3 separate regions of the Homo sapiens genome follow, and all the other regions are linked to region 1. The links are chromatin contacts, found by Hi-C in ENCODE. All regions are on one chromosome and are shown on one strand. The core of a region is the stretch at or near the end of the contact, and the rest is flanking DNA. Distances in the headings are between cores, read along the strand shown.

Region 1 (2,867 bases), core at 253-2,752:
TGGCACGTGCCTGTAATTCCAGCTACTCAGGAAGCTGAGGCAGGAGAATCGCTTGAACCAGGTAGTCGGAGGTTGCTGTGAGCCGAGATTGCACCAATGCACTCCAGCCTGGTGACAGAGTGAGACTCTGTCTCAAAAATAAAAAAAGAAAAATAATTAGACCAAATACTGGGAAAGACCTGATAGCCTCAAGGTGAAGTCACACTCCTCAAACCATAATGCCGGACCCCCAGTTGCAATCTCATTAAACCTCACCACAGTCTGGTCAGGGATTCAGCGACTGCTTTTAGTTTTATTTTCAGAAAAAAAAGACCGTGAAGATCCAAGGAGATCTGGCCATTTTTCAAGGTCAGACACCTATAGCATGGCAAAAAGGCAGGAAGCTGAGTATCTTCAGCCCACACATTTGCAACAGCCCCAGTTGGATGGTGATTTCTGTCCGAGCAGAAGACACCGGGCAGTTGACCCCTGTCAGAGAGCTTCACTCTCTTGGGAAATTTTGCAAAGCTTTTCCAATTCCTCCAGACTACAGTTAAGCATCCAAATGATTCTATTCTAGCTTTTAATACCTTCCCATCTCCCACCAAAACTGAGGTAGGAGAAATATTTAAAGTCTCAAGAGCACAGGGAGCAAACAACCGTTTCCTTTTTTGTTCCTCTGCAGATGAAGAAATAGCAAAGCTGTTTTTGCATTTCAAACTTTAAATTAAAAAGTTGACTTGCAGAATCCTAAGCTCCACTTTCCTCACTGAATGAAATGAGGTCTGCCCCTCAGCTGGGAGTTTCTAGTGAGGCTGGAATGGAGGCATTTTAATGTACATGCTAGGCTTTTCAATAGTTTGGAAAGCAAAACTGATCTTAGGTCGAAAACCTCTAACCACATGGTACAGAACTTTTTTCTTATTTAAAACAATCCTCGAATTATTGGCAATGCTTGTTTTTATTTCGCAAAACCTTCTATACCAGGTGTACTAATTACGCATCCTCTACACAGTGTTCAAAAGTCGGGGGGATTTTATCCCCCAGGAGACATTTGGCAATGTCTGGAGACACGTTTGGTTGTCACAACTGGGGATGGGGGAGGTGTGTGTTAGTGGCATCTGGTGGATAAACGTCAGGGATGTTGTTCAACATCATACAAGGCACAGGGCAACCCCCACAACCAAGAATGACATGCCCCAAAATGTCACGAGTGCCAAGGTTGAAACCCAGCTCTGTGACGATCACAGTTAATAATAAGGACAGTTTCCTTCCCCCTTCCTACCCCGTGGCCCCCAGTTCTGCCCCTACGAGTTTTATTGCTATCTTAGCATGCTGTGAATTACAATAGCTTGACCCAAAAAGATTTTTTCAGACCTTTTAAATCTCTAAATGTTGAATATCTGGAGTATGAAAATGCTATTATGATGTATTTTATTATTAGAATTATAAATGGAATCAAGAGCATTTACATTTTAAATTTATCTATATTTAATCCTGGTTGTAAATCGAAGGCCCGGCACGCAAAGGTCACACATCACCTCTCAGGAGAGAGATTATGCCAACTTGGTTGGGTGCCTTGTGTTCTATTAAAGTTGAAACCAGGCTTCCCTGTCAGACTGTTACGGCTAAACACACTTGGATCTGCAAGCAGCAAGCACAGGCTGTTCATTGCATGCAGACATGAGAACCGAGCCAGACTACTGGAGTGTGTCCCTCCGCCACCCCAGCATCCTCCCCATTATCCACTCGGGACTGGGAGACCAGCCGGCTAGGCAGCCAACAGCTATTGGGGGACACCTGTAATTGAGTCAAGATGCCAACCAGGGACTCTGTTGAGGCAAGAACAAGAAATTCTAAAACACTTTCCGGTATGCTTCCGAGTATGCTTCCACAACCCACCCCGAAAAACTGGCTCCTTCCCAGTCCTCCACTGATTCTTCCACGTGGGTCCACTTTGCTGTTAGGAAAAGGACAACACTCCATAAGGGCCCACAAGGCCCTGCCCACACCCTTTGCTCTCCCCCATCCTCCCACACTGACCTTCATGCCAGTCCTTGTGTGCATTATGCTTTCCCACCACAGGGCCTTTGCACGAGCTGTTTTCATTTGTTTTCCATTCCCGCCGCCCACTTCACTTAGGTAAGGCACTGGCTCATATACAGATCATCACTTCCTCAGTCATCATTCCTCAAGGACACTTCCCAGACCTCCCTGATAAGGCAAATCCTTCTAATACACATTTCCACTGCACCAACTTGTTTCTTCAGAGCACTCCCACTGATGCACTTTTACAGTTGTGTACTTAATTAAATAATGTCTGGCTATGACATATCATTGTATCCTAAGCACCAAGCACAACACTTGGCATATAGTAGGTACTGGGTACGTATTTGTTGCCTGGCCATTTAATTTTTTTAAATGAACAAGTGAATGAAAGAACAAATGAATGAATGAATGAAACTATCCTAAGATCTAAAACCTGGGCCAATGTCACAGGTATGAAACTGTGCGTGTGCTTGGGTCCAGCTAACCATTCAGACTGTCAGTTTAGATTATTGAAAGGAACAGAAGAGAAATCTTGCCTATAAAACACGGAACTGAGAAAAAAGTGTATACCTCACTTAGAGCGTCATTAAGTTAGAGAACAACTCCCACACTCTGCTCTAAGATGAGGCCAACATCCAGATTCTCACTGCAAACTTGGCTCCCCTAGAATTCTGTTCTTCTTTCCCCTGTCCCCGCTGCTTTCTAAACGTGAAATATCCACAGCTGCACCGTTTCTTTACTTTTTTTTTTTTTTCTGGAGAGGTTAACCTTCCTTCTTCAGTTGTATGTTGTGCAATACCCAAGAGGCCAACACTACCATTTGAGATATTTAAATATGA
Region 2 (2,867 bases), core at 270-2,769, 250 kb after region 1:
TTCTCACTATGAGTAATTAAGGACAGGCCTCAGTTTTGGTCCATTTTTGAATCATTCTCTTACTTGAACTCCAAATTTGTCTGCTTGGGTTTGTCAGCTTCTGTGGGCAGGGACGTCTTGAGAAGCATGCCGGCTGCAGCCGCTCCTCAGGTCTCCCCTGCCTGGTCTCAGTCCTTATTTTTTCAAGCTTCACGTCCTCTACTGAAGCTGCAGCAACCGAGTCCTGCCACTTTTCCTGTTCTCTTTCTCACTCATTTTCTCTCTGTATTTCCACATTCACGACTCCCATTACTCTCCCCGTAACACCACAGTGTTTCCTAAACTTCAATGATCTACTCCTTTTTCTATGAGAAGAAAAAAATTCTGTGCACTCCTTTACCACCGTCACTCTGTGAGAGTTGATGTGAATTATGTTTCTTTTTATCTCATCACCTGAAAATGTACAAATATAAACCAGGTTTTTAAAAATCCTTAGGTTTACAGCTCTCACATGATTTTTAAAAATGAATCTTACAAATAGAGTACAAGCAACACTACAAAATCCTCATTAATTTAATGTGTTAATTTAATGTGGCAGATGATGCTGTTTGAAACTGCTAAAATTACATTTCGGCGTGGAATGTGACTGTGGCATGGGCCACGATGGCTTGGGATCTTCTAAGCTTAGCATGCCTGTGCCATCATGTACCACGTGAGGATTGATTCTCCCATCTTTTTCTGCCATCCAAGCTACGGTCTAGTCTTCATTTGTGCAACATGCCAACTGGCCTCAGCTTATCAGAAACGCATCATTTACATATCGAGGCTCCCTGCGTTCTTTTCTCATTAGCCTGTGATAATTTAGGTTGAGTGCCATTGTGATAAAAACACAGCACAGGCGGCGGAAGCTGTGGCACTAGTAGGTTACTAGGTTACAAGGTGGTTGCCATGTTTTTCAAACTGGGTCACATCCCTATGCAGTCACATCCCTGCATCATGAGATCAATTTAGTAAGCTGTTACAAGCAATTTTTTAAAAAATGTTACAGAAAAGAGAAAATATCAAGTATTACGTGGTGTCAGAATAAGTATTCAGAAAATTGTTTTACACACACACACACAGACACACACACTCACATAACCAATCCAAACAGATGCCAGTATTGCTTCTGGGGAAGGTCCGTGGAAGCCCACTGAAATAGGCTAAATAGTGACCCCAAAAGATATCAGGTCCTAATCCCTGGAACCTGCAAATGTTGCTTTATAAGCAAAAAGTGTCTTTGCAGATATGATTAAAGTAAGGACAATGAGATGGATAGATTTTCCTGGATTATCCATGTGGGCCCTAAATGTAATCACAGGTATCCTTATAAGAGAAAGACAGAGGGAGATTTGATCAAGACAGAATGGTGGCCCTGTTGACTCCTTGGTTTTGACCCAGTGAAACTGACTTCAGACTTGCGGCTTCCCAAGCTGGGAGAGAATGAATTCTGTTTTTGAAACCACCCCATTTGTGGTTGTTTGTTACAGCAGCCACAGGAAACCAATAGATCCCACCTCTCCCCTCACCACCACTGGTGGGTGCTTTCGGGGGTAGTTGAAGGCAATCCCCGAGGAAGTACCAAGACTATTAGCGGGGTAGGGTGGTGACACGTAGGCTCAGAGCCATTTCTCAAGTGGTTTGGAGTATTATAGTATTTTCACAACTGGTACACCTGGACTGGTCTAGACTGGCTGTCTGTCAGTTCTATTTGTGCATGGACATCAGTGACGGAAACTGGGCCACTGTGTAAGATGGATTCCTTCTGTGGGTGGCTGCCAAAAAAAAAAAGTTTGAAGGTCTCTAATTCATATGACCCAGTCTATGCTTAGACTGACTAACTATTTTTTTAGGTCACCATCCATATGAAAACACAAAATTTAAATATTCTCACAGAGACTCTGTGGACTCCAAGATTCACCTGCAGGCACTCAAGGACCCTTGGGCCCCACTTTAAGAAACTCAGTAAGAACCCTCTTCCCCCAGCATCAGACAATTATTGTATCTCTTGGACCTTGAGCCTAATTAGGGTGGGCTCAGCCACCCCCAGGTGTGCCCACCTGAGCTCCCTTCCAGAGCTGCTCATGGCACCTGCTCCTCCCAGAGCTGCTCATGGCACCTGCTCCTTCCAGAGCTGTCTGCCCAGGAGTGTGGGTTTGAGGCTTCTGGGAGGCCCCACCCTTGGCTGTGGAAGCTGGGAGCCACTGGGACCACCTGCCCTCCCGCTGCACTGTACCTCTCTCTCTGCCCCAGGACTCATATACCCTTTTCTTCCAGGAAACCCCTGGGTCTTCGCTGGCCATAGCCTCAGAGGACTGACTTAGCCCTACAGTCTAAAAGTAAAGATTTGGAGCAAAAACTGCTTCAAAAACAAAACAAAACAAAACCACTGTCACTGGGGTGTAACCAACTTCTTTCTCTGGGGCCTCTTTTCTGTTACTCTTTACTTCTCAACCCCCCCACCCCACATCCCAGCCCTGATGCAAGAGGGGGCAGGGTCCTTACCTAACAACCAGAAAGCCCGTGTCTGTGCTTCTAAATCCCTAAGGCCCTGCTCCATCATAGGTGGGTTTTCGTACTGTTATTGGTAGCTCTGCCTCCCTTTGTGGCAGAAAAGCCAAGAGCCACCTCCCTTTGGGTTCCATGAGCCTTCCTACGTCTTTCCCAAACCAGGTCACACCTGAGCTTCAGCTCCACCTTGAGGCCACCAGAGGTGCCTGCCCTGAGGTGAAACCTCGGTGTGACCCAGGCAGGTGTCCTCTCTGGCCAAACCATTTCCTTGCACATGCACCAGTCAACTGTCATAGCAATAGCCATCATCTGAGACAGCCCTTTACATACTGTTTTCA
Region 3 (2,867 bases), core at 218-2,717, 200 kb after region 1:
AGTCCTAAAAATGTATGTACCTCTTGACCACGAATTCCATATCTGGGAATTCATCTCAAATAAATAATTACAGGCATGTGCAGATATGGAGCCAAGAGAACACTCTATAATGCAGTGCATGTTGACTTTGTTGAGAGCTCAGTGTATCTTCGCTAACCAGTTTCTGAACTTCAGATAATCCTTAGAACTATATTATAATCCTTGTATAAGGCAACAAAGCAAACTATTGCTTAATCATACAATGAAAGGAAGAAGTAATGAACGTATTTTGTGTGCCACACACCAAGCCAGACACTTTTCTTAAGTTCTTTCTTTAAATATTCTTACAATAACCCTATGGCGAAAAGGTATTATTAATTCTATTTTATAGCTAGGGAGTCCAACACTCAGACCAGTTAACCTTCTTGATCAAAGTCACCCAGTGCTGATTACTGGGAGAAGAATTGCATCTTCTACTTTACAAAGATCAAGTTCTCTGAGGGCTTGGGGAAAGCTTTCCCTGTCATGGAAGTAAGAGGAGGGAAATTCAGTAGGTGAACTTTGATTCTGCCTCAGAATTGGATCTGGGCTCTTGGGCGTCTTTGAGGAAGAACTGCAATTTCAAAGCTTCTGCCAATTCTTTGTGCTGCTAAAAATGGAAACCCAAATTAGTCTGTGGGGGCCCCGCTTTCTGGTGGAGAAAACGTTCTTAATTGAGCTTTTATTTGTGCAAAAGGAAATTCCGTTCTGGGATGGGAAAGCCTAGACAAGGAAACACTCAAGCTCTGTGTCTACCAAAGTAAAAGAGTGAGGATTGTACCGATGTTAATGGATTTGGGGCTTCCACTGGTAGACAGAGGGAAGAGGCTGTGGGGGCACGGCATTCAGGGAAAGAGAAACACAGTCAATGCAAACCCCGGTGTGGAGGTAAAGACGGCATAGGAGCACACCTGGCAATGTGCTGGGAGCCTGAAGGTGAAGGAAGACCAGTAGGAATTGGGTGGGATGAGATTTGACCCAAGGACTTGGGGTATGGTTGGTCATGGCTGACACTGAGCTTCATTTTTCCCTCTCTGCACTGAAATTTTTTCAAGCTTTCAGTTGAGCCAGAAAGCCTCATGTTAGCATTGTCTTGGGGTGAAGGGAGGCACTGAATCCATTGGATCAGGGACACACATCCAGGTGGAGAAATGGTAAGTGAATGCCAAGACTGTGTCTACATTCCTTGGAAGAACCCTGGGCTTCCTGAAGCCTCCTGGTTTGGAAGCTGGAGTTCTTTTATTTGCATATATATATATTTTTTACAAAAAGGATGGTCTTGGAAGGTTGTCATAAACTCAGGGACACAGGAGTTCCGTCTCATTGTTATATTTCAGGGACTGAGACTTAAGATGTTCTGCAGGACAGCTGAAACCATGGAGAAGGGTGCTTTTTAACAGGGTTCACCTGTTCTGAGGACTCTGCGACCACAAGCACTTGGCCGCTGTCAGCAGGCTAGGTGATTACAGCATTAGATCATGCCTCTAATGGGAAAAAGGCTTCTCCTTTCTGGCTGACTAATCAGCTTGCCATTTTTATTGCATGATCAGTATCAAGAGCCAATGATTTCTGTCAGCTCCCCGGGTGCACACTAGCATGACAGAAAGAACAGCTATATTAGCAAAGAAAACAGGTGGAGAGATTAGCAAACTCACTTAAAAGGTCAAGACAGCTTGGTCCCTTATGGCACAGTGACAGGAAGGCTGAAGGGGCCCCTTTCTTAGAACAAGAATAGCTGCTAGTACGAAACTCCCATACTTCTAGTCATCTATCTAGTCATCTTGCTATTTTCCTTTTTCTTATTATTTTAAAGTCCAAAGTATTTCATGCTCATTGTCAATCTGTAGCAGTTCCCTAGGGCTGCCATGACAAATTACTACAAACTTGGTTTCTTAAAACAGCAGGAAATTATTCTCTCATGGCCCTGGAGGCCAAAAAGTCTGGAATCAAGGTGTGGGCTATGCTCCCTCTGGAGGCTTTATTGAAGAATCCCTCCTTACCTCTTCCAGCCTCTGGTGGCTCCAGGCAATCTTTGGCATTCCTTGGCTTGTGTCTGCGTCACTCCAATCTTTGCCTCCATCTTCGCACGGCCCCCTCTTCTCCCTAAGTGTCCCTTCTCTGCGTTTCTCACATAAGGACACTTGCTGTTGGACCTAGGGCCCACCTGGATCAGCCATGATGACCTCATTTTGAGATCCTTAACATAATTACATCTGCAAAGACTCACTTTCAAATAAGGTCACACCCACGGGTTCGAGGAAGACATGAATTTCGAGAGGTCAGTGTTCAACCCAGTTCTTGGGGATGTTCTTTTGTGTCAAAGTGCTTTCAAAGCTCTTGAAAATTCATGTTCAAATTCTCAAGTGCGAAGGGCTGATCTGTGAAGAGCAGTGCCAGTGTATCCATAGCTGCCTGAAGGTGGACGATGGGCAGTGCTGGGGCCAGGACACCTCCGGAATAGTGCTCCCTCCCCACTCAGCTCACATCAGCCACCAAGTGCTGTGTGTGGTCCCCTCTCCTCAGTGTCACACCATCATAACCTCTTCTCCAAAGCTCAGGCCACCAAATTCCTTACCTGAGGAAGAGCAACATCCTCTGGAAGGAATTTCTTCACCTCCTGTCTTGCTGGCCTCCAGTACATTCTCTAACCATCAGCCCACGTGATCTTTCTAGGTTAAAATTAAAATTTTGCAAAGCTTGCTTATTGCCTTTGGGCTGTGGTTCAAGCCTCTTGGCTGGGCACTCCAGGTCCTCTGAGACCAGCTCCTTGCTTCCCAAGGCAGTCTTAGCTCCCCACCACACCTCTGGCAGCCTAAGCCCCAGGCAGTCTTGCCACTGAAGAACGAAGC

The links. A loop is a pair of places that touch in the nucleus more often than their neighbours do. Pooled maps may share reads with other maps.
Region 2: a pooled map shows a loop between it and region 1 (3-fold over the local background). The contact joins two enhancer-like sites. A Hi-C loop is called at or near these places in 7 of 37 single-sample maps with no recorded cell type and 5 of 50 pooled maps.
Region 3: a pooled map shows a loop between it and region 1 (2.3-fold over the local background). The contact joins two enhancer-like sites. A Hi-C loop is called at or near these places in 8 of 37 single-sample maps with no recorded cell type and 4 of 50 pooled maps.

What each region holds. Positions count from the first base shown.
Region 1 is chr4:25,877,734-25,880,600 of GRCh38, forward strand. The region is part of intron 1 of LOC102723733 (a long non-coding RNA gene); the gene reads left to right. Among named protein-coding and RNA genes, the nearest start is that of SEL1L3, 16 kb to the left of the region's middle. RefSeq lists an enhancer at 1,101-1,180. Within about 2 kb of position 1,503, at least 3 of the 41 ENCODE cell types and tissues checked have a DNase peak (open chromatin) inside an H3K27ac peak, as active enhancers do.
Region 2 is chr4:26,130,337-26,133,203 of GRCh38, forward strand. It overlaps a transcript of RBPJ not described here. Among named protein-coding and RNA genes, the nearest start is that of LINC02357, 61 kb to the left of the region's middle. RefSeq lists an enhancer at 1-159. Within about 2 kb of position 1,520, at least 2 of the 41 ENCODE cell types and tissues checked have a DNase peak (open chromatin) inside an H3K27ac peak, as active enhancers do.
Region 3 is chr4:26,082,589-26,085,455 of GRCh38, forward strand. All of the region lies in intron 2 of LINC02357 (long intergenic non-protein coding RNA 2357), which reads left to right. Among named protein-coding and RNA genes, the nearest start is that of LINC02357, 13 kb to the left of the region's middle. Within about 2 kb of position 1,468, at least 3 of the 41 ENCODE cell types and tissues checked have a DNase peak (open chromatin) inside an H3K27ac peak, as active enhancers do.